Linked DNA regions of Homo sapiens: regions 2 and 3 are each linked to region 1. The links are chromatin loops, found by intact Hi-C in ENCODE. Cell type or tissue: dorsolateral prefrontal cortex. All regions are shown on one strand. Links, peaks and the distances in the headings refer to the core of each region. The heading gives the core; the rest is flanking DNA. Region 1 overlaps SLC9A9 (solute carrier family 9 member A9). Region 2 has its middle 49 kb from the start of SLC9A9. Region 3 has its middle 20 kb from the start of DIPK2A.

Region 1 (11,051 bases), core at 2,630-7,629:
ACAAAAAGACAAAAGATATGGAAAAGGCCATGCACCAAAAGGAAATACAAATAGCTCCTAAACAAGTTTAAAGAAACCTAGATGACAGGTTGAAAGGTGCAGCAAACCACCATGGCACAGTATACCTATGTAACAAACATGCACATTCATGTATCCTGGAACTTAAAGTAAAATAAAAAAAAAAGATGCTCAGCCTTACAGTAAGAGAAATGTAAGTAAAAACTACAATGAGAGATTATTTTCTACCTATCCAAATGACAAAGGTGAGATTAAAAGGTTTGTAGGAGGGAAAATGCCTCCCCTGTAGTGTTCTACTTGGAGCCTTGATTCAGAGCACACAGTAATACGAAGAAGCAAGGGGGCTTCCTAATGGGCCTGAATTGTAGGCTGATGGGACCATCTGCAGGGAACAGGGAGGAGAGTGTTCTCTAAATAGAACCGATGTTCACTGAGTGCCAACTCTTTAAGATGCAGTTATTCATTGTGATATTTATTTTCTTTTTGTGACATTTTGGGCAAGATCATGATTCAACTGTGTATAGTGTATGATGTTAACCGAAGAAGGAAGGTGATGGAGTGCTTAGATTAGATGAAGCCTGCCTTTCCAGATTAATAATATCTTGTTAGTCACACACACCCACACATAGACACACACTCTGAAGTCACAGAGAGAAGGTGCCATGGGAGAAAGGTTAGAATCTCAAGCTCAAGTACAGCTAAAGACGCTGAATGGGGATTTATTCTCTACATTTAACTGTCCTCTTTCAGCCTAACTTGTCATTTAAACTGCAGGAAACACCTTAATTATATCTGGGAATTTTACTGGAATTTGGAGTACACTTGGTTAATAAGACATGATTTCCTCCGTGCTCCTGCTGTTGTCCCTCGTCACCTTTCTTGCTGGGAAAGGAATGGAGCCCTCCCAGGCTCTTTTCTCCTCTTGTCATTACCTGGAGGCAGGAAGCAGAGGACTTCACCTCCTTGTCTCATTTCCCAGGGGGTGGAGAAGGGACCACATCTCATTCTTGAGGGGATGGAGAAGAAGAAGAAGTCCCCTTTCCAGGTCTCCTCCAGGTTGAGCAGGAGGACAGAGGAGGAAATGCTCAGGACGGTCAGAGGGTCTGCTGAGCTGCGGCTGGGCAGATGAGTCCAAGACAGCCTCAGAGCATCCCCAGAATGTGTGTGTGTGTGTGTGTGTGTGTGTGTGTGTGTATTGGACAATGGGAGGGGGGTGAGCAGAATGCTTCCCACTGCCTGAGAGTGGCACAGACATGCCCCAGCCTGCTGGCATCCCTGGTGCTACTTTGCTGCCAGGACAAGCAAGGGTGTAGAAGTGAAGTGTGTGGACACATGCTTGAAATCCAGAGTATATCACCTCTGTGAATCAGCGTACCCAACTAACAACCAAGAGCAGAGGGCTCTGTCTGTGACACCTTCGTGCTCCAAGGCCTCCAGGAATTGGACACGGTCCCAGGGAAAGAGACTTAGTTTCAGTTACCCAGCATAGTAAAGCATCAAAACAGAAAATAATTTTAGTTACAGAAAAAAGTAAAAAAATTTGTTCTAGTACACTCAGGCTTGAGGATTAAAATGTATTCAAGTACAGATATTTGGGAAGGAAGGTTCTAGTTAGAAGTGCCTCAAATTCCAGGTTAAATCATGTGTAATTCATCATGGAAGCCCAGAGACTCCATGGATGTTTCTGAGAATTTTCTCTGCCTAGATGAAGCACAAGCTGGTCCGGGAAGGAACTGTAGCCACTACCATAGCACTTAAACACTCTTAGATAAATACCGCAGATGCCTTTTCACCTTAAAGAAGAGACATGACAGCTATTGTGAGGTGCTGATTAATAAGCTGAGTGGTTGCCCCAAGTCCGGTTTGTGAAAAACAGGTCACAGAGCTGTGATTGGAAACGTTATAGACGCTACTGCCCAAAAGTCCCACCTGGATGATGCCAATTTCAGAAGCGTCATATCAGCTCTCCATTTCCATCTGCAGATTTCAGAGAACACTGACAACTTTAGAAAACATGGAAATTGGGTTGATTTTAACTATGTTAAGGATGAAACTTTAAGTGGTCATGGTTGGACACAGGAGAAAAGAAATAACCAAAATCAGAGCTGAACTGAATGAGATGCAAAATTCTATACAGAAGATCATTGTTGGAAATCATGGTGGAGTTGATAGTTTTGTTCAGCCTTTAAAACATTTTTTTTGATGTATGCATTGTTCAAATTACTGGTCCCATTAGATCAATAATTGTATTTTGCTAGAGGTTGTATATTAATCTTCACTGTAACTAGTGTTGTGGTGCTAAACGTTTAATAAGTGGCTTTTTGGGGGGAAAAGCCCTGATTTGTAGCATTTGTAAATGTCCATGGAGTAAGTACTCACACAATGGCCAATTTCAAGCTAGCAATGAGGTCTCTGGACATGGAGTTGGGAAGAGATGTTCAGTAGCACATTCTTAAGTTGCATTTCCACCATATAGCTACAATACATGTACACAACCTCAAGAGCATGATTAATAATAAAATATAGAAAAAAATTGGGAAGCTATGAGTTTTTAGTATTTGTTAACTTTGTTTTTAATATAATTTATATGTTGGTATGTTTATGTAATCTAATTTTTACTTTTTCTTTTTTTTTTTTTGAAATGGGGTTTTGCTTTTGTTGCCCAGGCTGGAGTGCAATGGCGCGATCTTGGCTCACTGCAACCTCTGCCCCCTGGGTTCAAGCAATTCTCCTGCCTCAGCCTCCCAAGTAGCTGAGATTAAAGGCATGCTCCACCATGCCCAGCTAATTTTGTATGTTTAGTAGAGACGGGGTTTCACCATGCTGGTCAGGCTGGTCTCGAACTCCTGACTTCAGGTGATCTGCCCACCTCGGCCTCCCAAAGTTCTGGGATTATAGGCATAAGCCACCACACCTGGCCCTAATTTTTAACAATGGTTGTGTTTGATGGCTTGTTCACAAAGTTCCTGAAACATTAACCATTAGGTCTCATGAGTGGTACAAGCCATTTCCAGTGTGAGGTTCATTGCATCCCTGTCTCTAGCATGGTGATTGCCACTCAGTAGGGGTTTTACAAATGTTGGTGAATTAATTAGTTCATTAGTTAATGAGTGACTATTACAGCCTAAAAGTTTTTCAAATGCAAATGCAATAACAGATGTGTTTATTTAACATCAAATAAGGGGATAATTTAAAACAAAAAGCCAAAAATGCATATAAGGCAAAATTCTATTTTATTGCCCTCAATAAATAATCAGTGAACTAGTAAACATCTATTTATGTACTTATGCTACTACGTAGCATCCATATAATTGAACAGTTGGATTTTAAACTCAGCAAGATATAATAACTACAGGCCAACCACGTCACCTTTCGGGACTTGACTCAACTAAAAGGGATGTCTGGGAAAGGTGTGTGGGAGCGCCTTTACTGGGCCCAGTGATATATTTTATTTTTGAAGTTGAGTCAGGGCTTTCCAGGAGTTTGATTTATTATTATGCTACCTAACTTCATACCGGCACTGAGTACTGTTTAGGGACACAGGTTGAAGCCAGACGGCTTGGGTTCAAATCCCAGCTCTTCCCATTTGCCATGTGATGTTTGGGATGGCACTTACTCCTTCTGGGCTTCAGTCTCCTCATAGGTAAATTAAAGGCAACAACACTGCCCACTTCTTAGGGTGCGTGTGAGGACTGACTGGATTTGTATATGCAGAGTGCTTAGAGCATAAGACAGAGTAGCCTGGAAGTGTTAGCTCTTACGTTATTATGTGTATCATATACTATAACTTATAACAAGGAAAAAAGTAAGATGATGTTGGAGAATCAAAAGTTGAACTATACATTGTAATATCTTTCAATTCTAAAAAGTTTTATATTATACATATATTCATTGGCCTATTTGGAACCTTTCAAATTGACCTGGCACTATCTCTACAAGCCCACACCACAGCTGGGTGAAAATGACCCAGTGCGCTCCCCTGCCCCTTTGGGACCCTGTCTGCTTCGCCTCAACTGCTCGGTTGCCTCCTCCGTTCATTTTCTCCTCAGCTTTTCTGGCTTCTCTAATCCCACAGTAGTGCTCCACCACGAACCTTTGTCTTCACCTGGCATAGGAATAGGTAGCCTGGAGTTGGATTTCCCAATCCCACTGCTGATTTTTGTAATGGACTCCAGGTCTCAAGCCTAACACTAGAGAGAACCGTACCTGCTGAGATCAGTTAGATTAGAACCCCCTCTCTAAGGGGATCAAAAACCACATACTTAAAGCCTGAATATGCAAGTATCAGTAGACCAAAGATAGAATTTTAGCCCTGGGAAAACCTTAAATTAACAGAAAATGAAGAGGAAAAGGATTAGACTGAAATCAGAATTGATGAGATTAAATGAACCAATGCTTATATAGTGTTTGGCACTTAGTAGGTATTCAGTAATTAATACCTTACCTGGGACACTGGAGAACTGAATAATAAATAGTTTACTTCTTTCATGCCTCATTACTCATTTATTATCTCCAGGAAAAATTAAGAGGTTACATTAGTTAATACCTAAGTCAACTCTGTCTGGAGAAATTGTCATGTACTTTCCCTTAGATTGAAGTTTGATTATACATAAAGCCATATAGCCCTGACATGAGAAACAACAGTCTTACTGAGTCAGTTTAACTGTTAAAATTGTGATTTATAAATTTTCCCACCAGAGGGCATAATATCAAAGCCAATGGCTGCTGAGCTGCAGCTGGTGTACCGTGTACCATTTACCGGGTATAATTGTTTCATTCTGTTGATTTTGGAACGGAACTTTAGCTTCCTAGGTGGTGACACTTGCCCCCTCCTGTTTAACATCCATTTTAATATAATCCACACTTCATTCTTCACATGTTTAGGGTGTGCTTGACTCTGAAATCCGCAAATAATTTTACCAAAATGGCTTTTCACATCTGCTTATTGGAACAGACCTTTTTTTAAAGTTCCAACTTTTCTTTCCAATAGGCAAAGAGATTTTAACTTTGAAACAATCTTGAAATTTAAACTTACAATAACACACCGTGGTGCCTTTAAGCACCGTTAAAATCTAGCTTCAACTCTACGTGGGTGTTAGTGGTTAAAAAGCACTGGGATAATTTTACCAATTTGTTCTGTGCTATGAATCTGGCTTATATGCAAATCCTTGGGACATTGAAGAAATGTACGTGTTCTTATCTTTATCATGTTCTAAATAAAATATATTACCCTCAAAATTTAAAAGTATATATTTATATCTAAAATACCACAATTTTCTGGCCTAATTTATGATTGTTTTCTACTTTCTCCAAATATGTGTTTATTTAAAATATTGGCAGTTTGGCAAGATTTTAATACATATAATAGCAAACTATGTACTATTCCTACTCTGAGAAAGGAATAGATAGAAAGGTCATTATTAACAGTACTCTTAAACTTTGGGCCAACGATAGAATTTTTCCTTCATCTATTCAAATCAAATCTTATTAAGGGCATTTACCCCCAGTACTGTGATGTTCTTGTTAGTGATTTAATGGACTGATACAGTGGAGTTATAAACTAGTGAGAAAATATTAAATCTAAAGAGCAAAGCAGGTTATGAAAACAAACTCTAATGCACTATAAAATCAACACTTTCATTCTGAGAAATATAATTTGTGATATTCTTTCCTCCTTTTTTTGAAAGTGAGAGAGTGGGCAATATGCCATTCAAAATAAAAGCTATTTTTATAACTGTATAGAGAAGGATTTTTATAAATTGTCTAATTGGAGAAAATGACTAAAATTGAAATTAATAAAATGAAAAAGACTCAAATATGATTAGATATTAATTTAAAAATCAAGGAAACTCTATAAAGGCAGGTTATTTTACTAGAACAGAATCTTTTCAACCATAAGTAATGTTCTAAAGCAATATTTTATTTCCCCTTTGACATGAATGTATTTCACATATAATCATGGTTGGAATATTGTTTTGATGGAGGAGAATGTATTCCTACATATAGTTATTTTTAAAAGATTATAAATTGTGAACACTTCCTATCACAACAATTTCATGAATTCAATTAGGGGAATGGTACAATATATTCTCAATATAAAAATTATCTTTTGTGGGGGCAAATAACTTACATTTGGGAGCTGAGTATCTATCTGACGAAAGATATGTTAATTTGGATCTTAGGGAGAACAAATAGGGTCACTAAAGGGCATTTTGTGGCCTCTTCTCTGACCCCATTCTCTCTCAGAAATACCAGTCTGGTGTTGGAGTACCCATCACAGAGATTATGAATGAAACCCCGTTTTACTGGGCTCTTCCTGAAAAATAGCCATTTTTATTTAAAACTGGACAATCAGAGTTACTCGAAGATCAGCTGCCTCAAATAAACTTAGTCCACATGGAAAGCTTAAGACAGGAGGAATGGAGGTAAACCAAATTCTAAGTATCAAACTCTCTCTTCTGCCTGACTCCAGTAAAATAAAATTTTGATCAAAGTTTATCTGAGTCAGAATCCTTTTATGAAAAACTCCCTTCTAGAGAAAAAAATGCCATTCCTTAAAAATGTTTAAGTAGTTTTCTGATTAACTTGCATAGAATTAAGATTTGTTCTGAGAAACTATTTTCTAGTGAACTATTTATCTACCTAGTGATCTATCTAGTGAACTTCAAACTTTTTAAAGCTATAACATAAAAATGATTTTCTAACTATTCTTTTTTCTAAATGAAATGCACCTACCATGAGAAAATCTTTGAATTGGCCTCCCTCAGCACTGTTTCTCAAACTCTCTGTGGTGAAGAGGCATTAATTAGTTTATTAATTAGTATTATTACTTCCAAACTATTGTCACTGATACTTTTTTTTTTTTTTTTGAGGCAGAGTCTCGCTCTGTCACCCAGGCTGGAGTGCAGTGGTGTGATCTCTGCTCACTGCAACCTCAGCCTCCCGGGTTCAAGCAATTCTCCTGTCTTAGCCTCCTAAATACCTGGGATTACAGGCACATGCCACCACACCTGGCTAATTTTTGTATTTTTAGTAGAGACGGGGTTTCACCATGTTGGTCAGGCTGGTCTTGAACTTCTGACCTCATGATCCACCCGCCTTGGCCTCCCAAACTGCTGGGATTACAGGCATGAGCCACCACGCCCGGCCCGTCACTGATACTTTTATAAAATGCAAAAAAAAAAAAAAAGATGCTGAATCAATGGCACTTTTTCATTACAGGATATAAATCCAAATCTTTTATTATTAAATTTAACAGACACTGAATGATTTCAATCACTGTGTATGTTTTTAAATGCTTATTCTCAGGTTTTGTACTTATTCCTCCCAATCTGGGAGCACCGAGCTCACAGATCAGCACTGGTCTACAGACAACACTATCAGTAAGATTGTACTAATGGCCTTTTTCCCTTTATGGCAAGACTGTAACAAAACTTTGATGTATGCTCCTAACTAAATTGTCTGAAGTGTATTAACACTACTCAAAATATGCTTCAACTATCTAAATAGCTATTAACTACTCAAGATTTAACTGAAGTCCCATTTAGTTTTTGGAATTTTAAAACAAATATCGCACAGCAATTTCACTATGGCGAATACTGGAATTCTTTAATACAGGGGCAATGAAAGCAAAGACGGTTTTCAGAACTGTGTATCAGTGCCTAAGTACATCCCTTGTAATCTCATACAACTAGAAGGCAAGGAGGAAGAAAAAAAAGGAGGGTTAGAAATCATCTGGAAACCATGTAAAAAAATATCTTTATAAGTAGCTGTATTTTCCTAATCAGATATATAGAAAATTAGTTAAATTTAGAAGGAAAAAGAGAAAAACCTTCGGGGAGATTTATGTACCTTTTTTTCCAAGAGGAAAACCAATTTCCTTACAAAAAGTTATTCATTGGAAGTAACCAAGCTAAACTGCACACCAATAGAAGTAATAGATCAGTTGAGTCTAAGAAAAGATTAGAGACCCAGCTCCTGAAAAGTATAATTTGGGCTGCAATTGAGTGAGTTAATGCTGGTTGACTTGCATGCTCTGTGTATGTAATTTTCTCTAGAGATTACCCACATTCAATTCTCCAAACTTCTGTGAACAGAGTGCTATTACCAATGTTAGATTCTTTCAATGACATGAATTTATACCTCTAGTGTCCTAAACAATTTCACTGGATTTATAATAATTTCTGGATCTTGCTCCGGGATGTCTTATGGGGAAGCTTTGTATCCCAGCTGGATTAATGGGCAATTGAAATAATCTATGTTTAAAAATTCATATATTATACTGTTATTATTTATCACATCTATCATAAGTCTCAAACTTTACTGTTGTTTTGAATGATTAATAGGACAGTCAGTTTCAAGGGAGGGTAGGCCTCTTAACTAAGTATGAAAAGCATTTGCAGAGATCTAAGAATTAGAATAAATGATATTCTTTTCCATTTGACAAACATTAACTAATAGTATTTGAAAAAGTAATTTAACTTCTTTAATCCTCAGTTTTTTGGGTTTTTTGTTTGTTTGTTTTTTGAGATGGAGTTTTGTTTTGTTGCCCAGGCTGGCGTGAAGTGGCACAATCTCGGCTCACTGCAACCTCCTCCTCCTGGGTTCAAGCAATCCTCCTGCCTCAGCCTCTGGAGTAGCTGGGATTACAAGTATGCACCACATGCCTCGCCAATTTTTGTATTTTTAGTACAGTCGGGGTTTCACCATGTTGGCCAGGCTGCTCTTGAACTTCTGACCTCAGGTGATCCATCCACTTCGGCCTCCCAAAGTGCTGGGATTACAAGTGTGAGCCACCACACTCGGCCTAATCCTCAGTTTTAAAATGCATAAAGTATGATAATTCCTGCCCCTGCCTATCCCACATAGTTGTGAAATGCAAATATGGTGAGCTATGTGAAAACACATTGTGAAGAGGGCAAAGAACTATGAAACTATTATATTTTGCCCATATTTCTAACATTAGAGTAGACGTCCTATGTATGCAGTAAGGTCTTGAAGTGAAATTATTTTCTAAAGCATGTGCCATCCACAATAAACACTCACATTCTTGCAAATGAGTCTCCATTTACTTTGTACTTTTGAGGATAATGTTTACCTTTTCCTACACTCTCGATTTCTCTGTGCTGGGATAATGCTGTAATTGTATTTAACCCTGTGGAGCTCAGTGGATAACCTGTAAAATAATCAGGTTATTGATTTCTGTAGAAGCCTTAAGTTTGTAACCTAGAATAGATACCTTTTTGCTGCAAATTAAAAGTAACACCTTCACAATCATGTAAGCAATTTATCTACATATGTTGGAAGACAGATATTTGCCTGGATAGGGAAGAGCCCAGTGAAGGGATGCCAAATTATAAAAAATCAATAGGAAAAACTAGACACATAAGTAGACCTGAAACAAATAGCATGTAAGACCAGATAGCCCAATTAGTAAAAGGTGATGACGTGGTGGTTAGTATTTGGAGGGAAGAAGACGTTGGCACATTACATGCAACCAAAAAAATAATGAAGATATTATGATCATAACCATGGAGAAAATTAGCTTCAGAAATAGAATTATTGAATCACTGTCAATTGGGGATTGATGATACAAAAGGATCACTCATTAAAAGTTTTTACGCAATCATTGATTTGTTTATAATGTAGTTTGGACACCAAAAGAGGAAAAACAAACCTCAAGAGGGCTAATATTCATTCTGCAAAATGGAAGATATAAGGCTAAACATGGGGAGTTAAGAAAGCATTGTCCTCATAACACATATTCTAAGGGATTGGAAAGGGAGCCACCATATGATGCTAATCAGAGGGAAAGTTTCCCAATGGCTGTCTAGTGTCTGCCTTCTACAGTGTTGGGGATGACTGGTCAACCAAGATGCTGCCACGAAAACTGGCCAAGTGGACAGAGTCCTAGATTCAGAGAGGGACTGAGAATCTTCAATTTTCATCCAGTGTTGGAGCAATAGGGTCATAGGAAATATCTGGTATATACTATTTGCTGTCAAAGAAAGAAATTGTGTACAAAATTTATAACATAAATATTCTTTTTTAAATTAACATACTTTATATTTTTTAGTTGTTTTAGGCTTACAGAAAAATTAAGCAGAAAGTACTCAAAATACATCCCCCTGCCTGAAATTAAGAAGAAAGTATTGAAAATATGTCCCCATATACTCTCTCACCCCATTTCCTCTATTATTAACATCTTGCATTAATTAGTGTGGTACATGTGTTACAATTTATAAGCCAATATTGGTACATTATTACTAATTAAAGGCCATAGTTTACATTAGGGTTCACTATTTGCATTGCACATTCTATGTGGACACTCTTGCTTAAGAATGCTAAGTTTCTAATGTAAATTAACAAAATATTCTATAAGAGTCTATTCTAGTAATAAAAATACCCATAAAAATGCCTTGCTAACCTCTTTAATATTCTAACGAAAAGTTGGGAATTGTTTCAATAAAAGTAAATTGGGGAAATTTAAATCTTTAAATGAGGAGTTAGGGGAGTAAATGAACTCAACGCATGTAAAGGGCCCAGTAGTGGCTGGCACAAAGTAAAGGCACAATAAATACAGGCAATTGTTATTATTGTAGTCAATATTTCTCATACGTTGTAGAACTTATTTGAGGAGGTAATATAATACCCATGACAAGCTGAAGAAAAGATTGAGTAAGCTACTTCACAAACTGCTGCAACAGAGGTTCCAAGAAAAATCCAGTAAAATGAGAACAAATTCACATAGGTGTTGAAATCACGCTTACATTTTTAGAGGAAACACATGCAACCCCAGGGCAAATAGTCAAGAATTAGATGAAAATAAAGATTGTAGGAACCTATATAATCTAGCAGCAATGGCCTTCAAGATTACAATTGTTCATCAATGTTAACGCAATGAGGTCATCATTCATGTTCATGATTCTGTTGATAATGTAGCTTGCCTTTTGGAAACTTTCTTTACAGCTACCTCTCATGGAGTAGGAATGAGTAAGTAAGGGTGAAATAGAGCAATAAAGCATCGCAGAGCT
Region 2 (11,051 bases), core at 2,138-7,137, 120 kb after region 1:
GTAGGAGATCAGGCACCCCCCTTGGATGGGGTTGGGTTTTGCATGGTCAATGTCTTGTCACTATGGCTTCTTTGTCAAAAAGCCAAAGCAGCTTGAGGGCTAGTCCAACCTGTTTATAGATACACAGAGCCTTGCCCAGAAGCTGCCCCTAAGACAGTTTCCATGCTCTCGATAGGGACCGTCTCACATAACTAAGCCAGCAAGTTGTGTCTTCTTGAGAGCTGTGGGTAGCCTAATGGTGCATCACTTTGTATTTTCCTTCTCCCCTTTCCTTCCCTTTTCTTCCCTCTGTCTCACTTTCCTTTTCCCTCTCACTTTTGCTTCCTTGGAATTGCACCTCCTCGATAAAAACATGGCATCTGAGCTTTTTTGCCCAGGCTTTGTTTCCTAGGGAACCTGTGCTAAGTTAGCATGACACCCCTAAATTTTAAACTTCTGGGCTGGAGCAGTCAGTTGGCTGATACTGGGCTACATCCCACATCCTTGCTGCCAGGGAACTGGGAAAAGGAACATCTGCCTCACTTATGATGCTATGATGAGAGGCGGAGTCCTGCCTCTCGTCTATTTGGATTAACCTCAAGTAAGAACAGTGTTTGGATTTTGAACAGGCACAATGGTGACAAATGTTCCCTCCGAACCCACTTGGCCTTAGCAGCTCTCTTCCTGCTCCTGGGTTTCTCTGGGTAGAGTGTCGCCCTCTATGCCGTGTCACCCCAGGGTATTTCCTCCACTTCCATCTCCTAACCCTGCCAAGTCAGTCTTCATCTGTTATAGACCCTTTGTTCTGGTGTGCTTGTTTTTCCCACGTTTCCCATTAGACCACATGTCCCATATTGCCCCATTCTTCCTAGCATCCCCATCCCAGAATGCAAAATTTAATTCTCTTTTGCATTTCACAGTCCACAGGCCAACCAGCCAACTGTCACACTTAGCCCTCACACTGGTCCCTTGTGTGGTTTAGCATTCCAGTTCTTTGCTTCCTGCAAAGTAAGAGGGGATAGTTTCAGATATAAACAGAAAATGCTGGATATTTTACATCTTTTAAGTAGAGAAAGATTAAGTCAGAACCAGCAGGAATCCAATTCTTTGGATTTGAACAAAGTGACTAGACATCTCGGCCTTTCTTTTGTAAAGAAGTATCTGGGGAAAGGTCTTGGACTGGCTTCAAAGGGGATTTTCCTGTAATTGTAGATGCCCTGAACTATAGCTATAGCAGACTATTTTGCAGCCTAGTCTGGGGAAAATGTACACATTATGCAATTGTTTAAAGATATCATTCATTCAGGTAAACAGAAGTGATAATGTTCTTGGTCAGCCCTCACCTGCCATGATTAGCAGGCTCACTCTCAAATAGTACTCAGGATCTTCAGGACGTGTTAATGTTTTGCATTTTGTCTCTCTCATTAACACAGATGCTGTGTCTGGCTATGCAGATTCTGTAATGCACAAGGGCACCACATATAAGGGGCATCATTTTCATTATAGACATCATAGATTTATTGTAACAGTTTTCTGGCAGATGGGAGTTAAGGGTTTTGTTTTAACAAATTAATATACCAAATCCATTTCCTGGCAGAGGCAAGTAAAGAGTTACCTTTGAAGAAGAATGGGCACGTTTCCTAGTTCTTATAAGGATGTTGTAAGAGGTAGAAAGAGCTCTTTTTGTCACTCCTTCAGCCCAGATGAGTGGACATCATGAGATGCCCTGACTGCTCCTAAGCTGCTTTGTCCTGAGAGTAGACAATGTTATTCACATATTTCCCCAAAGCTCAACTGAAACCAGCTAGAGTGCTTAATGCAACTGAAGGCTTGGAGCTTACAGAGGGAAATAAAAATATAGGAAAGGAAAAAGCAAATATCTTTATATTTCAACTCTTTCCTTCCCTTGGTCAGGTCTGCTGCCCATTTGTCTCTTTAGCCCAAGGGGATGACATGTTTTAGAGATCAGCTTACTGCCTGTAGCTGTAAGTGTCTTTGACCATGTCACAAGGGAGGGGAACATTATATCCTTATCCCAACCTATCTCTAGCGTGATGCCCCTTGAATGCCATGATAATCTCTGCAAAAATGCCACTCTGACAAAAATGAAGAGACTCTACTGCACTTGCTAATGTAGCTCAGCTTAGCTTTTTTGTGTCCTGGCTTGGACATTCTGAAATTTAATTTGTCTTTACCTTTGCTTAACAAAAGGGCCATTAATATATTTTTCACAAAATTAAATTTAGGCTACTTCTTAGCTAAAACAACAAATAATTGTCTACATCTCTAGCAGTCACTCCTTCAGAATCACTGGGGTTCAGTCCTTGAAGCCTCTTACTACATATTTAACCAGTATTTAAGGAGCTCCTTTTAGGGCCAGACCCTGGGCTAAGCACTAAGAATATCAGTCAGAAGCAGGTGTGGCCCAGATTACCTTCCAGCTTGGAGAAAGCAGCAGGTAGATAAATAGGTTCAAGAAACTGGCAAAGGGGTGACCATACAAGTATGTACAGGTTATAGTTGTAGCATGAGGAAATGGTTCTTTTCAACGGGTTGGAAGCAAAGGATTATAAAAGCTTCAAAACGGAGGAAGTTACAAGCAGTTGGCATGGTAAATAACAGGCAAAGGGTATTCCTGTTAGAAGAGCATATGCAGATATTGTCAGAAAACCCCAAGCAGCTAGGAATGTCTGAGTATAGAAAGGTGGGGAAGTGTCTACCAAGAGATAGAACGAAAACCCTAAGATGTTTCCAGATCAGAACGGGCCTTTTATGTTGTACCAAGAAGTTTTGACCTCAAAAGAACTGAGATGAAATATTTGAATCATAAGAGAGCTATGATTTTATCCCTGCTATTTGAAGAATTGATAAGGTCAAGGCACCAATTCCTAGACTGTCATGGTGGTCCAGGTGAAAAATTACAACTTCACGGAGCAGCCCCAGAGCATTTCAGAAGCCGAAATAAATGGATACGGAACATGTTAAGAATTGGGGATCAACAGAATTTGATGACTGGTGGTCCAAGTGAAGCAGAAGGAGATGTGAATATGGTAACATCCTGGGTTTGTGGGGAGCGGAGGGCTTTTTTGTAGTATTTTTCTGAGAGAGGAAACATAGAGAAGCTATGCATGGAGTGGGGTTTGTGGGGAGCTTTAGGTAAAATTAGAGCAGTTCAGGTTCTAAAAGTTTTATCATTTCCATGTCTTATGCACCTGAATCCCTCTGGGCATGCCACATTTTCTGCCTAAGGAACCCTCAAAACCTTCACAAGGGCTTGGGAGTTGGGACAGGGAATTGTTCCAGCCTTTACCTTTCCACTTCAGGCAGGACAACACCCATGCATTTATTGCTCCAATTCCAGATTCTCTTGCTTGTTGTCTTCACTGGCCCACCTCACCACAAGAGACTGACTGGAAATCCAGTTTCCATCCTTTACATCCACACACTCCCAATATATCACCAGGAAAATCCCAGTAAAGAGCGAATATGCAGTACTGAACTTTGGAATAAATCAAGTCACATAGTAGAGAAAGTGTAAGTGATATGGATCCATCTGACTGTGAACCTCTGGTTTTCACTTTGGGGTCAATTACCACCTCCGCAGATATGTCAAGACAGGCAGATAACAGCTAGAACCTATTGTTACTCAAGCTTGGAGATCAAAAGAAAATAAGCAGAGAAAAACATATCAAAGAAAACCCCAAAATCTCCCCTGCTGTGGAAATTTTCTTGTGGAGAGGTTAAAAATTTCCTCTGTCGGCCGGGCGCGGTGGCTCACGCCTGTAGTAATCCCAGCACTTTGGGAGGCCGAGGCGGGCGGATCACGAGGTCAGGAGATTGAGATCATCCTGGCTAACACGGTGAAACTCTACTAAAAAGACAAAAATTAGCTGGGCGTGGCGGCGGGCGCCTATAGTCCCAGCTACTCGGGAGGCTGAGGCAGGAGAATGGCGTGAACTCGGGAGGCGGAGCTTGCAGTGAGCCGAGATCGTGCCACTGCACTCCAGCCTGGGCCACAGAGCGAGATTCCATCTCAAAAAAAAAAAAAAAAAAAAATTCCTTTGTCTTGGGGTAAAATGTATTCAGAAATTTTATCTTACAGCTTGCAGAGTCATCGCTATTTCTCTTTTGTGTTTTTTTTTTTTTTTTAACTTTTAAGTTCAGGTGTACCTGTGCATTTCTTTAACAATACAGTTCATCTGAGTTGGTTTAGACATTCTAATTAAAAAAAAAAAAAAAAAGTTCCAGCAGGGGTCTCTCTTTGCACATGGTACAAAAAATTCTTAACAGTCACAGTGCAATATTTTTTATTTTGCTTATCCATCTTACAATGTAAATGAATGTGACTGCAAAATATGTCAAACTCTTTTCTTATATTATTAGAAAATCACTGAAAAGACATTAAGTTTCATATTATGATCTGGGAGGTGATTAAACATGTGTGTTCCCTATGTGATAATTCAACAAGTAGCAAATTTATAATTTAGGTACTTTTATGTTTACACATTATGCTTTTAAAAAGCTTGTTTTTAAGGGTACAATTCCTAATTTTACTCCTAATCATGTTTCTTTGATTTTTTATTTCACTTCTCATGTATCTAGAACATTTAGAATTTTGGTCATTTATGTATTTCATTGAATTTTATACATATTTTACAAATGATGCTTGGTGTGTATGTTTGTAGAGAAATAGAAAAAAATTCAAAAACATAGCTGCAATATTTTTTAAAAACCCATATTTTAAACTGAGGATTATCCAGTAAAAAGGTTTGTATTGGTTTTTGAATCATGAACTCTCAGAAAGAGGCAGTCATTGTTGGCACCCAAGCTTATGGGATGGATCCCAAAGGTCAGATAGATGATGGTTCTGTGATGTGATCTGTGACTTGGTCTGTACTTCTGATGAAGGCATGTCAGCAGGGCCTCCGCCTGAATACTTGGGCCTTCCTAAAGAGGTTTCCTCATCCTGGCTGTCAACCAGTGGACTTATTCTTAGCTGAAGAAACAATGACCACAAACCACCCCTTGCCATTTTAGCAAATCACACCCAAAATACCGTGAAAGAAATGCCTGTCATTTTTTTAAAAAAAAAATCCTATTATAGGCCGGGTGCAGTGTGGCTCATGCCTGTAATCCCAGCGCTTTGGGAAGCCGAGGCAGGCGGATCACGAGGTCAGGAGACCGAGACCATCCTAGCTAACACGGTGAAACCCCGTCTCTACTGAAAATACAAAACAGAAAAACAAACAAACAAAAAAATTGTCTGGGCATGGTGGCGGCCGCCTGTAGTCCCAGCTACTCGGGAGGCTGAGGCAGGAGAATGGCGTGAACCCAAGAGGCGGAGCTAGCAGTCAGCAGAGATCGCGCCACTGCACTCCAGCCTGGGCGACAGAGCGAGACTCCGTCTAAAAAAAAAAAATCCTATTAGAATCTGTGGGACCAGATTTCTGCAAAGCACCCAGACTGCTGGTTTTATTTCTATGTTTTAATCTCAAACTTGTGTTATTTTTCTCTTGACTATTTATGACTGCACCTATAATTTCTATTTTCATTCCTTTTTTAATGTCTTACTTATGAAAATCATTTCTTAATTCTACAAATGAAGTATTGACATTTTAGTGGCATCTTTTATAAAAAATATATTTTCCCTTCCCAAAAAGTTAATATTGGGCCATAAAAACCTTCAGTCCTGTCTGATAATAAAATATAGAAAATATCAATTGAAGATGTTTTATTCCAAATGACATTGCCACGTACTTTTTAATAGTATTAGAGTAATTCCCTTAATTGTTTCATGGAAAAAAATCCATTAAGATCCTTTAATGAAGAAAACATATATTTGTAATGGACCAAATGGCAATGTGCCCTTGTCTGAAGCAATTACACTGTCCAATAAAGGAAGACTCACATTCAAATGTGGTACCTTTGAACACCAAATATTACAAGAATTCCTAGTCAGCAGGATGCTATGCCAAAAGCACTCCACAAATGGTTTTCCCCTTTCTTACTATCTCGTGGCCTCATTCTAAAGATCTCTTCAATACTTCTATTAGCATACTAGAGAGTTTCAACATAGACTTTAACATTCCATGCTTATCTGACCCTGGGCTATTAAAATTGGTAAACATTATGAATCTTCTCATTTGAACATGGCTTTGACTATCTTATGTTTCTGCGTTTCTTCCTGCCTTGCTCTTTCTTAATGCGAGCCACGTCTCTGCCCTCTGTTTTGCTTATTGTTTCCCTTCTCTCTTGTTTGTTCAGCTTCTGTACAATCATTTCTCTTTGCTCTGGCCCTTGCTCTAGCCTCATGTTCATTTCAGCCTCCGCCTTTTTTCCTTTTCAAACGTCTTTGATTCCAGTTGACAGTTTAAGATTTTTTTTTTCTTTTACTTCCCAGAGGCTCCTGTTGCCATAGTGATACTTGATTACGAAGGCCATGACTGCTTCCATTGACACTCTGGTTGCTATAACAATGCCAGTTAGCCAAGAATTCTGTGGAAACTTGTGAGAAGGATGCTAGTTCACACCTTTCTGTGGGACAGCTTGCCAGGAAATGCTTCTTATTTAATGGTTGTTCCTAGTACTAAAACTTAAGTCCGTAAACTTAAGGGCAGCTCATTCTTCAGTAACTAAAAAACAGAGACACAAATATTTACTCTTCACACCATGTAAAATTCCTCTTCTTCCCTGACTTTGCTTGCCCTCTATTCCTAATCTATTAATTCTTTGGTATTAAAAATATGTTTGCTATGGGCTGAATTGTGTCCTCCCAAAATTCATATGTTTAAGCCTTAACCCTCAATGTGACTGTTTTTGAAGATAGGGCTTTTAGGAAGCAATTAAGGTTAGATGAAGCCATTAGGGTAGGGTTCTAATCTGATAGGCTTCGTGGCCTTATAAGAGGACACATGTTTTCAGTTATAAGTGGGAGCTAAATACTGAGTACACACGGACACAAAGAAGGGAGCAATACACATCTAGGCCTACTTGAGAGTAGAGGGCAGGAGGATGGAAAAACTACCTATTGGGTACTATGCTTATTACCTGTGTGACAAGATAATGTGTACACCAGCCCCCCACAGCACATGATTTATTTGTAGAACCAGTTTGCACATGTACCCCTGAAACTAACATAAAAGTGAAACAAAAAAGAGGGCACTGCAAGAAAGCAGCCACCTGCAAGCCAGGAAGAAAACCCTAACTAGGAACCGAATCAGACGGCATCTTGGTCTTGGATTTCCCAGGCTTCAAAAGTATGAGGAAATACGTTTCTGTTGTTTAAGCCACCTATTCTATGGTATTTATGACAGCACAAAGTGACTAACATGACACCCTAATATTATTTAACATCAATACCTCCTAAGTGCTTTTGATTTTAAAGACATCAATTTCTGGGAATATACCCAAGTAAGAGAATCACAGAATATTGCGATGTGCATTGTCAGTCTTTTGTCTTTGAATACTAGATGAACCAGGTGATAAAAATGGACACATTTGGCCAGGCGCGGTGGCTCATGCCTGTAATCCCAGCACTTTGGGAGGTCGAGGTGGGCGTATCACCTGAGGTCGGGAGTTCAAGACCAGCCTGACCAACATGGAGAAACCCCATCTCGACTAAAATACAAAATTAGCCGGGCTTGGTGGCATATGCCTGTAATCCCAGCTACCCGGGAGGCTGAGGCAGGAGAATTGCTTGAACGCAGGAGGCGGAGGTTGTGGTGAGCCGAGACCACCCCAACACAGTCCATCCTAGGCAACAACAGTGAAACTCCGTTTCAAAAAACAAAAAACAAAAACAAAAACAAAAAAAAACAACAACAAAAAACACACCAATGGACACATTTATTGCATTTTTGTGATCCTTTTTGTTGTTGTTACAGCTTTTTTAGTCTCAAAAATATAAAGAAATATGTAACTATTTCCATCTTTATAGATACTATAACTCACCCAAGAAAAGCTGTACAAAATGTTTCTTTTGTTGCAATTGTGTTACCTCCCTAGATTGTTAAGTTAGACAGCTTGCAATCATTCACACTGGTCCTCCCATTTGCGCCACTCACATGAAGAAAGGGAGCAGCCACAGCATCAAAGCTTGCTCAGGACTAACATATAAAGACCTTTTTAGTGACACATGTTCTATTATACAAAGTGCCAGATGAAGGTCAGTAACTGACCATGCACAACCAGAAAGGAGGAATACAAACTTGACATGTTTCAAAGTGTGTTAAAGTAAAAGATATAAAAACACAGAATTTTGCTAACGATGTGTTATCGGGTCAATTTATTCATTGGCTCCTACATTTGCCTCCACCAAAGGTGTCAATCAAGATAACATTAATTTATTGGAGCAGATGTGAGGCACTACAATATTTTTTTTAAAAAGTGTCAATATTCTATATTCTCAGGGCATACTTTTCCAGAAAATTGAAGATGTAAACATTCTGGAATTGTTTAATGATTCCTAGAGAATTTCAAGCAAAACGATGTTGCCTGTAGAGTGATATGAAAAGTAGTTTGTGGTTATTATTCTAATTATTCTAATTGTGCTACAAAACTAGTTTCTTTTTCTTATCATAGAACAAGAGCCCCTCTGTTATTACTGTTAATAACAATAACAACTTCCTATTATGTACCAGGCACTACATTAAGTACTTGATACCTATTATCTTCCTCCCCCACCCTCCACCGAGAGGGAGTCTTGCTCTGTCACCCAGGCTGGAATGCAGTGGTGCGATCTCAGCTCACTACAACCTCCACCTTCTGGGTCCAAGCGATTCTTCCACCTCACCTCCTGAGTAGCTGGGACTATGAGTGTGCACCACCACACCCGGCTAATTTTTGTATTTTTAGTAGAGACGTGGTTTCACGATGTTGGCCAGGCTAGTCTCGAACTCCTGACCTCAGATGATCTGCCCGCCTCAGCCTCCCAAAGTGCTGGGATTACAGGTGTGAGCCACCACACCCGGCCAGATACCTATTATCTTTAATTCTCACTATAGACTTGAAAGCTAAGAAACTAGCACATGGGGAAACTGAAGTTCTGAGAAGTAACGTAACTTGCCTAACTTGCTCACATTTTGAATATTTCCCTTCAGGCTCAGGAAAGTAAACTGACATCACAGCCCAAAACATGATCAGTCAAAGCAGCATACCAGGAACCCTAAGGTTGGCCCTATATTCAGTTGCATACATTTTGGAATCACAATAACTAAATCCAACTAACTGAACAATGGTTACAAATTAACATTATCTTTAATTTGGCTTGTTGGTTTATTTCTTATACTATCTAGGCATCAACCCCCAAGCACTTTTCTTCACCATCATCCCCCACTTAATGAACCAGGTAGAATGTAGCTGAAGAATGCAAATAAGATTCATGAAACATTAAGTGAGTTTTAGATTAGGTTTAATTATTTAAGGAAACTTCAAACTGGAAATGTAGAAACTTTGATCTCTAAACTGCTGCAGCTTTGAGTGACTGAATTGCTGAAAGTGTGTTTGTATGTGTGTGTGTGTGTAGAGAAAAAATAGCAAATGAGCAAGAATAGGAGCAGAGTGACTCAGAGGAATCAGATCTGTTGCTGTATTTTGTAATTTCATTAGTCATTTTATGAGTAATGGATTAGAAATTATTGCAATATATAACCACAACCAATTTTAGGACATCTGCATATTACTAATTGACATATAATATAAATAAATTGCCCTTCTGAGTATTGTGACTTTGCATACACTTTGGTTCCTGGGAATCCCAAGGTATAAATGATTCTGTCTAATACTTGGGTTTCTCAGACCAAACCTTTCATGTCTCTTAAGGGGGAAAAAAACCCTCATCAATAAAATATTCTTCAAAGAACTGTCTTCTCTTTGAACATGCTCATGTCATACTGAGTTTCTCCATAGAAACAAGAGGATTCTCAAATTTCTAAGAGATGCTCTCACTAAAAGGATGCTAGAGATTAGAATTTTAGAGATAATAGGGAGAAGGGCCAGACTAATCCAGTGGGAAATTAAGCAATGGCTTGTAGATTATCAGGCTATTCATCACCTGGTCATTGTTCCCTCTGCTGTAGCTACTTTCATGAACTAACCCCAGAAAGCAAGAAACAGAGGGTGTCTTCCTAGTGCTTAAGTCTTGGGTCATCCAGAGTGCATCCCTCAGGTTACTGTTTAGAATACAAGACAACTTGCAATAAGAAGCAATAACCCTCCTTGAATTATCCATAGAAATTAGCAAATTGGGAAGTGCTATGGGTATGGTGTGGTAAGAAAAGGAATAGGTGAAGAATCAAGAAACCTGCTTTCTTATCCCAGCTTTCTCATTCTAGGAACAATTTTGAGCCAACTAGTTATTATTTCTGGGCTTTAGTTCCTTCTAAAAATGTAGGGGTGCTTCAGGTAAAGCTTTGACAGTGTCTCCATCACTAATATTATGGCCACTAAACTGAGAAATGAACAGTCTACATTTTAGTAGACTTCTAGTCTACTAAAAATGTAGGAGTGCTTCCGGTTCCTTCTAAAAATGTAGGGGTGCTTCCGGTTCCTTCTAAAAATGTAGGGGTGCTTCAGGTAAAGCTTTGACAGTGTCTCCATCACTAATATTATGGCCACTAAACTGAGAAATGAACAGTCTACATTTCTGCTCCTCAGACAAGGATGATACACAGTTGTCCCCTGGGGACATGAAACTATAAAGCATTCAAGGGAGGAATGGCAAGTGACTGCGTAAATGAGCTTCTGGTTCCTTGACTACAGGATCCTGATGCTTTAGACTGTTAAAGATCTTTCTTAATAGCTTGTTTACACCCCCTTGTTGCAAAAAGTATTTGAGGTGACTTAGATAACTAGCAAATTAAAATAATTTGAAGTAATTGGACTAAAAGGAAAATGAGCTTAGTCCAAGACCAGCACATCAAATATAAAGAGGTGGAAAATTGGATTCTAATCTTCCTGTAGGTAAATTATAAAGAATAGTCAACTACAAAATTCACTGTATCTCTAAGTACCGTGTGTGGTAATGCTGGCTGTAGTATAAGTAGAGGTGAGGTGCTTTGCTTAGGACAGTTATT
Region 3 (11,051 bases), core at 2,666-7,665, 180 kb after region 1:
CCCAGAGACTTTGCAATCTAAATGAGGAGACTAGACCACTTATTTTCTAAAAATGTAAAACACTTAAACATTATTTCATTATTAAATTATCTAATGAAAAAATAAGAGAATACATAATATATATTATATAGAAAATATATGCATACTATATATGTGATAATCACATATAGTGGTATGCTGGTAAATGTTTAACAACTGATGCACTAGGAAAAAGAAAAGTCTTGTATCTTTTGCCAATTTCTGTAATGTAAATACTTTTATCATGGCGCAACATCAAGGTACTAATGTGAAATCAACTGGCTTACAAAATTCCTTAAATTTTAAAAACCTGCTCTCATGATCTGGTACACGCCAGTTCCAGAACACCACCACTCAAATGTCTAGTGAGATTAGAAATTATTTCTATAGAATTTGCAGAATAATTCACTTTATTAAGCATCTACTAAAAGCAAGTACTGTGTTCAACATTAGAAACAAAAAGATGATTATCGTCTGCCTTCAGATTTTATAGTGTAGTAGGAATGCAATTGGAAAAGTAAATCACTAACTTTAAACACTACCATTAAGCGTTGCAATAAGGGAAACACAAAGGAGGTAGCAAGTCACTAGGTAATGGATTCAAAAAGCTTCCCAGTGGTGATACCCGAGTCTGGTGTTGGACACGGGTAGGAAGTACTTATTGTCAAGCAGTATTGGTGACCTGACTTTAGCAGCCCTAACACTTAAGGTTAGGCCAAGGCTGTGTTTACAGACATTTTGGAGAATGTCTTATTATTATTGTTTCCTTATAAATCTTTTCAAAGACAAACATTTAAAGTAACAAGTATCCATATTCAAATCAATTGATAAATGCCAAAAAATTGAGTGAAATAGTGACTTTTTTGCTAGTGATCAAAATCTAACATCTTAATACCTTATGCCAGCATGTATTAGTCTGTTGTCATGCTGCTAATAAAGACATATCTGAGACTGGGTAATTTATAAAGAAAAGAGGTTTAGCTGACTCACAGTTCCACATGGCTGGGGAGTCCTCAAAATCAAGGCAGAAGGCGAATGAGGAGCAAAGTCACATCTTACATGGTGGCAGGCAAGAGGGCTTGTGCAGCGGAACTCCCATTTATAAAACCACCAGATCTCGTGAGACTTATTCACTACCATGAGAATAGTATGGGGGAAACTGCCCCCATGATTCAATTATCTCCACCTGGCCCCATCCTTGACACATGGGGATTATTACAATTCAAGGTGAGATCTGGGTAGGGACACAGCCAAACCATATCACATCATATACCAAAGAAACTTCCATGGAATGTTAATATCACATTCAAATCAAGATTTCTTGGGCAAGTAAACTTGAAAGTATTTAGTGAGGAAAGTCAATAGGCTACTGCAATTCTTTCCAGGGCATTTAATCTGCTCCTGTGCGTTGTGATCTTTTCAGAGCAGGCTATATGTCCAAGATCTTCTACAGAGACTCAGAATTAGTGTTCTAAGAAGCAAACTTCAGGAAGAAGTCCAAATGGCTCATTAACATAATTTTAAAATATATTTTTTTCAAAAGCAGTCTTTGTAGACACACAGCTAGTCAAACCAGTAACGTCTGTAATTGCCTTTAAGAAAACATGAAACAAAATCACTACACCTGAGTTCCATTTTATAATTTCTCAATTATATCATGGGTAATGTAACACCTGAGAATCCAGAGAAATTTTAAAATTTCTCTAGAACACTAAAGTATTATCAAACATGAGCAGACATTATACCACTTATTTTTGAAGCTATAATGCTGTTTGGTAAGGGAATAAAACAAAATCGTGCCCCAAATCTTGGTTCACTGACAGCATCAAGGTTGACTTTAAGGACAATTATCTCCATGGTAAGAGTCTCCAGAATGGCTCTTCTGCCCTCACTTTCTGCAGAACAGCTTTATGTACCACCTTTATAAATTCTTTCCTTACTTTTTAAGGCATTTCTTGAAGGCTCCTAAAAAAAGAAAGTTCTACCCTGAGGATTAGTTAACAGTAGACTTATCAGATGTTTTCTAAATGAGAATCAGCAGGCAACTTGTCCTGGAGAAATAGATGGAGAAGCAATAAGTTTTAGTTTGGAAGAGAGGAGAAAGGTTTGTGCACAGTACAAGATTCCCTTAGGAGACAGCAGTCCAGTTTTGGCAAGCAGTGAAGAATCTGTGTCTGGATAAGGCATCCTCAAATTTGAAGTTTCTCTATCCTCCTGGCTTCTCATCTCCTACTGATGCCAACCAAAACTCAAGGATGATACAGTCTGTTAAGGTCAGCCTTCCAGGAGACAGTGGGGAGTAAAAAAGGAAGAGTAGGGAGGAAGGAGCAAATGAAGCATAAGCAGCATGTCTTCAAAGTCAATTAGATTGTGATTGATGCCACCATTTTGAAATTTTCTCTCCCTTATAGATTATGGCAAATGTTTACTTATTACCCAAAATAAAGTGTGTCTGGTATCTTCAGTATTTTATACTGGGCCAAACAAATGCAGCTTATGACTGGCTGCTTGCTTTTGTAAATGAAGTTTTATTGGCATCCAGCCACACCTGTCTACTCTACAAAGGTAAAGTTGAGTAGTTTCAAGAATGACCATGTGTCCTACAAAGTCTAAAATATTTGCTGTCTTGTCTTTGACAGAAAATGATTGCTAACCCCTGGTTTAGACAGACTTTCGTTTTTGTTCCATTCTAATTTACCAGAATGTTTTCAAAGTGACTTAAAGTTTATATTTTTTGAACTGGATTTGCTCTGTGAAACAATTCAGATTATTTTACACTAAAAATCAAATTATTGTTAAGTTTGTAATAGTGAGGCTAGCACATGCAGCTGAAAAGTGGCAAAATAAAGTGTTTGTTTTGAAAATATCTTTTTTTAAGACCACAAACATCTGGATGTTTCCCCAGACATATAGAACACCACCTGATTAAATCATTTATATTTAGGCAGGTGCATTTTGTAAACACTTTACCTAAAAACAAAGCCTTAGAGGTAGAAATAATAATTTCAAGTATCATCTTTGTAAAAAATATTTCTAATTTAAAATGTAAGCTTTCTTGCACTTTTAAAGTGCACCAAGAGGTACAAACAAGTATACAACTCTGTCAGAGATTTTGGAAAATTTAAAGAATTTGATATTATCTTTTTTCTTTTCTTTCTTTGGTGACGCAATCTTTGCATTTTAATTATGTGAATGATAGAAGAAATGGTTGTGATGTTTTACACAAGGTCTCAAAACTCAGAATGAACAATGTATTTTTCATTTATTATATAGTAGAGTATCAACCAAGTGGTATGAGAAGTGTTCCGAGTACTTAAGTTGAAATAAAACATATTTCTTGGTCCTTCAATGTCAGTTCTCTTAATTTCAGAATGGTGTTTGGTTCAACATATCATTAGAGCCAAATAGATTATCTTGAAAGGATCTGGGACTTTGGACCCAACTGGAGGCTTGACTGTTGGTCCAACTACTTTCTAGCTTGTCTGAACCTAAATTTCCACCGAATAAAATGGAGATAATATTGGATAATACTTTTCTTGGAGACGTGGTATGTATAGTGCCTGAAAAAGAATAATGAAATAATAGCTCTTATTTATCGACTATGTGCCAGCCACTAAGCTCAGTGTCATATACTTTACTGTTATTATATCTAATTCACAGATGAGTTAGTTGAAGTGTTAACTTCCAGTTTACAAAGAGCAGCCACTGATCATCTAGTGCCTACTACATGCTGGGGTAAGGGAAATTGTACATATTTTCTCATATAGTGTGCAGTGCCAGGAGGTAGATGTTATTATCAACTCCAGTTTACAAATGAGAAAATTAAGATTTAAAGAGGTTAAATAGTCTGTCAACGTTACACAGCTAGTAAGAGGCAGAACTAGGATCAGAATCCAGGAAGACAAATTCCCAGGGCCTTTGCCTTTAACTTTTACTATACTGCCTCAGCAAGGCGTAGGTATTATTATTATTGCTATTGCCATAGGTATTACTTAAATAAAAATCAATGCACTAAAAACCACAGTGAAGTATATGTCTGAAATTTGACAAACATATTTAGGGAACCAAATAATTTTAAGTATAATCTCTAGAGTTGAGAGCATCCAACTTGGTACTGAATTGCAAAGTAGATATGAAGACAACTTCTAAAAGTCAAAATATAACTAAACACTCCAGCCCTGGATCCACTTCCCTAAGCCTTCAAGGAACAAAATTTGAAATTTTTTATTCCAAAGTTATGTTTGCATTCACATCAAACATTTTAAATAGTATGTGCTGCTGGGAACTGACAAACCCCAAAGCTATTATGGGCCTTGTCAATTTTCAAGCGCTGAAAAAGTAAGGTGTAGTAATGTTTATGAAAGAACATGATGCCAGATGTACTTAATGTCAGAAAAATCAGTTTGAGTTCCTGTGTTCTTGTAACCTCACTGCAGATTGTCAGCCCAAGTGATATGCAGAAAATATATAGCTTGCCTGACTGCCTTTACCCAAAGAGTCGATATTATGGAATAGATGGATTAGAATTTCTATTTGAATAGACATTTTTTTCTCTTCTGATTTTTTGTTCATTTGCATGGCTGCTAAAATTTCTGCAAACAAATTACATATAACAGGGAAACTGCTGAAGAACTTTGGTTTTTATTACATTTGAACAAGTTTTGAAGAAAATGTCTTCTAACAATAAAATACAGTGTTCAAATAAAATCAAATACTTGTTGACCCATTCTAAGCAAGCCACTTTGCAAATTCTGCAGGAAGCATAAGACTAGTCCATACCTTGCAACCTGGAAAGAAAATGCTAGAAGTGCAAATAGTTAAGGACTAGTCCTTCTTTTTTGTTTTGCATTCTCATGATTCCATTCTTTCTATACTCATGATGTACCATAATTGACCCTTTGTGTCACCCACTCATTGGAGAATTTCTGAACATGTGAGCATGCCACCTGGTGGTGGATAGATGTTTACCAGGCATTTGCAAAGGATTGATTGAAACTTTTTGGGTCCTTTAAGAAAAAAGCAGTATCCTGAGGCTTCTGATTGCATTATTAATTATTCAACTGATTTGTTCCAATAGTTTTGTTTTTCCAGCATTACAGTCAGATCTTATTCATTATTACCATGAGAATGTTTTAGTAGGTCAGTATAATGAGCCTAAAATAACTAAGGTAAAGTTCTATAGTCTGAGGGATTCCTGTCTTTCTCACATTGCCTAGGAGCGTAATGAGAATTGAAGATATAGTATCAATAATGCAGTTCCTGATTCAGAGGTCATGTTGAGAGTGGATTTCATAGGTCTTAAAAACACTGAATTTTCCTTCTTTTTTTTTTGCCATTCTAGGGTGTTAGATTTGACAATTCAAAACCAGATTCTGAAGAATTTAAATTCCAAATTAATCTGGAAAATTTATAATGCACAAAGAACTCATTTTTATGATTACTACATTAAAAGCTTTAAAAGGCAAAATTAAATTTATTCCTAAGCATAGACTGTTTTTATAGTAGCTTTGTATTGTTGAAGATAGAAGAGAATAAATTAATACTTCTACAATACACCTCAGTATATTGTTTAAAATTTATAATAACATGCTGATTTTTGGAAGAGAACCTTAACTGTTCCCTCATCAGTATGTGGAGTTGCCAGATAAAATACAGAATGTCCAGTCAAATTTTAATCACAGACAAATAGTATCGTTTTTAGTATAAGTATGTCCCATGAAATATTTGAGATATATGTTACTAAAGAGAGTTCCTTGTTTATTTAAATTCCAGATTTACCTGGGAGTCTTGTATTTTTATTTGCTAAATCTGGCAACCGCATCAGTAGGCTAATGTCTTTGAATGGTTTTTCAGATAGTGCTCATGAGGTCAACTGGCCATCAACACTTTTTACATTCATTCACTCACTCATTAATTCATTTAACAGGTATTTGAATACCTTCCATACTGGTGTTAGCATCAGGAATAGTTTTCCACAAACCCCATACCTCATAGAACACATCCGTGATTCTCAATCTTGTAATCTCAGTATTCTCAATCTATTGTAATCAGTTGGGAAACTTAAAAAAAAAAAAGTTAATGATGTCCCAATTGGATCCCTCAAATATTCTGAATTACTTGTTCTCGAGTTTTGCCTACTCATCAGAATTTTATAACCTCCCCAGGTGATTATAATGTGTGGCCCCAGTTGCAAGCTGCTTGCTGTAGATGAAGACAAATTAGGTTTTCTTAGGCCTTATCTTTGCAATGCCTGCACCTGCCACCAGATGTGCCAATTAATGCTTGTTTCACTGAGCAGATCGACTCTTTTCAGAGAAGCAAATTGGCTTACAATTTTAGCTGATTGAAATTTTTCCAAAGCAAAATAACTCTTTATTAAGCTAGCATTACACATTTTAAAATTAAACCATTTTGCCTCAATTTTAGAACTACGAATTATTTAAATAAATGCATTCATCCATTTACTCAAAAATGTTTATTTCTATCTAAGCACTGGGCACTGTACCAGGCACTGGGGATGGAGCCATGAAAAAGACAAAGCTCCTATTCCTGTAGGAGGGACAATTCATATGAAAACAGAAAATAAATACTTGCAAGGAAAAAAATGAATAAAGGGGTAAAAAGGAATTGAGTGGTGGAGAGCATTGCAATTTAAATAAAGCAATCAGAAAAAAGCTTCATAGAGGACATTTGACAGATACATGAATGAGGTGAAGAACTGAATCATGCAAACATCTCTGGAGACAGGTGAAAGAAATAGCAAGTGGAAAAGCCTTGAGACTTGAGCCAGCTTGGTGTGTTCCTAGTAAGAGTTGGAAGGACAGCATGACTAGGCCAGTGTTAAGGGGACAGCAGTATAAGATGAAGCCAGAATGGTATGTAGGCCCTTAGGCCAAGGTAAGGACATTGAGCCATATTCCAGATGTGATGGGAAACCATTCAAAAGTTTTGGGCTGTGGAGTAACAGGTATGTTCCAATTTACATAATAAATATATCACTCTGGCTTCCATCTAGAGACTGAGTGATAGGTAATGGTTGGGTAAAAGCAGACAGGCATTTAGGAGACAACTTCAATAGGTCAGGTGAGAGATAACAGTAACTTGGATTAGGGTGGTAGCAGTCAAGGTTTCAACAAGTGTCTGGACTTAGAATAGACTTTGAAAGTGTCCAGCAGTACTTGCTGATAGGCTGAATGTGGATGTGAAGGAAAGAAGAAATAAGAATGTTTTAATTTTATCCATCTTCCAAGATGGAGATAACAAGCTGACACATAAGTTCTAGTAGGGCTATGTTAAATTAAAGGTGCCTAATGATCATCCTAGTGGGCGGGACCATTTGGCAGATATGTACATCTGGAGTTCACAGAAGCAGTCAGGGCTGCAGAAATAAATTTAGATCATCAGCTATACTGAGAGGAGTGGTTTTTTTCCCCTCAAGTTTAACATATTGGACTGTTTTTAAACAAAGTGGGGCAGTCATTTCCTTTCACAGTGAATTACCTTCTCTAGGAGTTATACCTGTGACCTCTAAATTATACTAGCACTTGATAATGTAATTACAATTATTTACTACAGAAAATGTACCTAAGAGAAAACTTGCCCCCTACAAATTTTAAAATGTTCTTGGCAGGCACGTGTAAAGCAACCATGAAAAGTATATTGGATGATGCATGAGGTCTTTTTAGACTATAATGAGAAAGGTCTTCTTATGACAAAGAAATGATCATTTTCAGCTATAACTGTGTTTTCTCTTAAAATGGTTTTATCCTGTATTTTAATTTTCAAACAATCCAAAAGTATTTTTAGTAAGTAAATTATGAATAAAAATTTATTTTTATGCTATTGTATTTTAAAAATTAGTTAATAAAGTTAGCATTATTTTTGATAGCTTCCACGGAGAATTTTAATACATCAAGTACATTCTATTATAATAGTCACAAGAGGATATTCAGTTTGTAAAATTGTTGAAAAGCTGAGTTATAGTAGAAAAAACCAGAACTTTAATTTTCAAATTTGCCACTAAACTGTTGTGTGATTGAAGACAAATTGTTTAACTGCCCTGAACCTCAACTTCCTTATTTGTAAAAAAGGCAATCTATCTCAAAAGTCTCCTGTGTTGATAAGCGAAATACTCTTGTAAAGGTATTTTATAAACAACAACATTATATATGAAAGAAAAATACAATAAATCAAGGAATACTATCCCTATTCTTTTAGTAAATGTCATGTATCTCATACTCAAGAACTCATGGCAAATGGCAATGATGCTACCCTCACTAGGACACATTTGTGGAAAGTATTTTAAACTAAAGGGCATGAAGTCTAAAAGTCTTACCTGTTTTCTTTTTTGTACTTGTTTCTCTGATGATGTTTATTATTTATTTTTGAGCTGTTAATGTGGTTTGTTTTATCCTTTTTTCCTCTCTCATGGAGACATAACATATGTATTTGAGGTGGACAGACTAAATCTGTTAGGAAACTTACAAAAAGTTTTAAGTTTTGTTTTCCACTGACTGATGGGAGAAATAAAATAACTGTAAAGACATCCAATAAGGCACAAATAAACTGCAACTCAAGTCTCCTTTAAATTCAAGTGTTAACAACCAAATTATATATTTATATTAGTAACTATGATATATTTATGGCTGACAGGTTTTTTTTATGAGAGTTAATTTTAAATAGTCAGCAAAACTCTATTGTTGGTCAACATTTAGAATATGGAAACAGTTGCATTAAACAGCAATAGCATTAATTCCTATTTCTACCCCTTGTTTCCTGGAACTGTGAATCCTGGCTATGGAAGAAAAAGACACCATGTATTGGACAGATTTAGATATAAATACCCTCCTAGAGAACAGGGGAGTGGCACCAGTTACTTCTAGTGATACACTAGCAAAATTTTTGCTTCCCTTTCTGCAGTAGACCATTTGTGTTGCTGTAGCAGAATACTACTGACTGGGTAATTTACAAAGAATAGATATTTATATCTCACAGTTCTGGAAGCTGAGAAGTCCAAGATCAGCGCACGGGCAGGTTCAGTTGTCTGGTAAGGGCTGCTTTCTGTTTTCATGATGACACCATGTTGCTGCATTTTCTGGAGGGGAGGAACACTGTGTTCTGACATAGCAGAAGGTGGAAGAGCAAGAGGGACAAACTCCCTTCTTCAAGCTCTTTCACACAGGCACCTAATCCTATTTATGAGGGAGGAGCCCTCATCGCCCAATTACCTCTTAAAGACCCCACCACCTAATACTATCACTTGGCAATGGCTGAATTTTGGAAGGGACACATTAAAAGCATAACATTTCTGCACCTTATGCTTTGCTGGTCCAGAGTTTTGAGTTTCAAAGGGAGGAATGCTTCTAACAGGAGACACAAGGAGAGAACCACGTGAAGACACAGACAACTGGAGTGATGCATCTACAAGCCAAAGAATGCCAAAGATTGCTGACAAATCACCAAAAGCTAGGAAGAGGTAAGAGAGGATTTCCCAACAAGTTTCAGAAAGAGAGTGGAGGCCTGCCAACACCTTGGTTTTAGGTGTCTCCAAAACTCTGAGAAAATAGATTTCTGGGTAATTTTTTAAAGGCACCTAGTTTGTGATATTTTATTAAGCCAGCCTAGGAAATGAATGTAGATACTATTTCAATAAACTCCCCAGATGTAAACAAGGCATAGTATTTGTTTAGGAAGATTTACTGTTTGTGGGGATTTGTTGGATAAGGGGCTATGTCTCCTGTCTTCCAGAAGACGTTAGGAGGGGCAGAAAAGTAAATATGAATCAGATAGTACAATGTTTAAGTAAAAAAATGTTTATGCTCTCCACAATAAAGCACATTTTTTCCATTTTAAGAGAACAATAGGGTGATTCTAGATAGAGAATTATATAGACACATAAACCTGGAGAATATGAGCCAGTGTTACAAGTGTAACAAGGGATGCTTTAACATCCAATAAGGTACTTTCAAACTTTACCAGAGCCACAGGCCTAAAAGACAAAGGAGGTCATTATGTTACCCAAACTCCTAAAACAATATTTGATTTGGGTCAAGGTAGTACAGGCACTCCAGACAGATGGGGGAGGAGGCAGGGAGAATTTTAAATAATCCCATAAGGAAACTCTTAAAGAAGTATAACATCCATCATTTTGTCAACAGTGATTTGGTTAAGTCTGAGATTTTAGAGCAGTTCAATAGAATTTTGAAATCTAAAATGTGGTGTTATTTAACTGCTTAGGGCACATTTTAATACATCGATATAATTCAGCACTTTATCACTAGTTACAACAACCAATCTGAAAAAAATATATATATATAAATGCCACAGCCACAAATTCTTTAGATGTTTAAGAGAAAAACCACAAAACCCCATTTTATTAAAAAAAAAAACAACTATGTCAAAAGTGGTTTCAAGAAACAAGTGAGATATATTTAGTAACAGAAAGTGGTAACCAGGAGTTAGCAACCAGTTTATAATTAAAATACCATGAGGATGCAAAGATTAGCTGTGTTTTTATCCAGAAGAACAAGAAACAATAACCCTTTGTCAAGAGCCAGTACACAGTATTGAAAAAGAAATTGTCCAAAGGGACAAGATTGGAATGAAATTATCATCAAATGATTGGGCTGACTTAAAAATATTAATAGTTGGAAGGTGTTGATGATTCAGGATTACTACATGGTAGAAGGTAGGTGAATGAAAATGTTTTCTATTTGAACTACCCAGCAATACTTCAGTATTACCTTTTACCTGCAGTTTAAGGATATATAAGTGGGATTTGACCATACTCAGGCCTCAGAAAGTAGAAAATTACCCCTGAAGAAGCTACCTTCTGGTATAAAAGGCTATGCCCTCTAGAGGAATAAATATAAGCTATCACCTAGATATATTCATATTTAGAAAATAACAGATTAGTTCAAGCTATCTCCTATGGTCTCTCAGAAATTTTTGTATACTGATTTTAGCTTGTCAAGAAAGTGGAAGATCTCATGAAACATTTTATTGCCAGAACTGGAAGTGGGTATATCACTTCT

Evidence for each region. A loop is a pair of places that touch in the nucleus more often than their neighbours do. Peaks named below come from ENCODE experiments on the same cell type or tissue, not always from the same donor. Only the 100,000 strongest peaks of a DNase experiment are listed, where the experiment ranks them.
Region 2: a loop joins it to region 1, with 2.5 times the contacts of the local background. A loop is called at or near these places in 12 of 110 quality-filtered maps.
Region 3: a loop joins it to region 1, with 5 times the contacts of the local background. A loop is called at or near these places in 80 of 110 quality-filtered maps.

The regions. Positions count from the first base shown.
Region 1 is chr3:143,770,846-143,781,896 of GRCh38, forward strand. The region is part of intron 4 of SLC9A9 (solute carrier family 9 member A9); the gene reads right to left. Among named protein-coding and RNA genes, the nearest start is that of SLC9A9, 72 kb to the right of the region's middle. In dorsolateral prefrontal cortex, for the core only: CTCF peaks have their summits at 4,725 (motif pointing right) and 4,928; a DNase peak (open chromatin) is centred at 4,743; H3K4me3 peaks cover 523 bases; H3K27ac peaks cover 556 bases.
Region 2 is chr3:143,891,762-143,902,812 of GRCh38, forward strand. No RefSeq gene overlaps it. Among named protein-coding and RNA genes, the nearest start is that of SLC9A9, 49 kb to the left of the region's middle. In dorsolateral prefrontal cortex, for the core only: a CTCF peak has its summit at 4,246 (motif pointing right); no DNase peak of the experiment used is centred there; H3K4me3 peaks cover 700 bases; H3K27ac peaks cover 530 bases.
Region 3 is chr3:143,946,607-143,957,657 of GRCh38, forward strand. No RefSeq gene overlaps it. Among named protein-coding and RNA genes, the nearest start is that of DIPK2A, 20 kb to the right of the region's middle. In dorsolateral prefrontal cortex, for the core only: CTCF peaks have their summits at 4,965 (motif pointing left) and 5,171; a DNase peak (open chromatin) is centred at 4,955.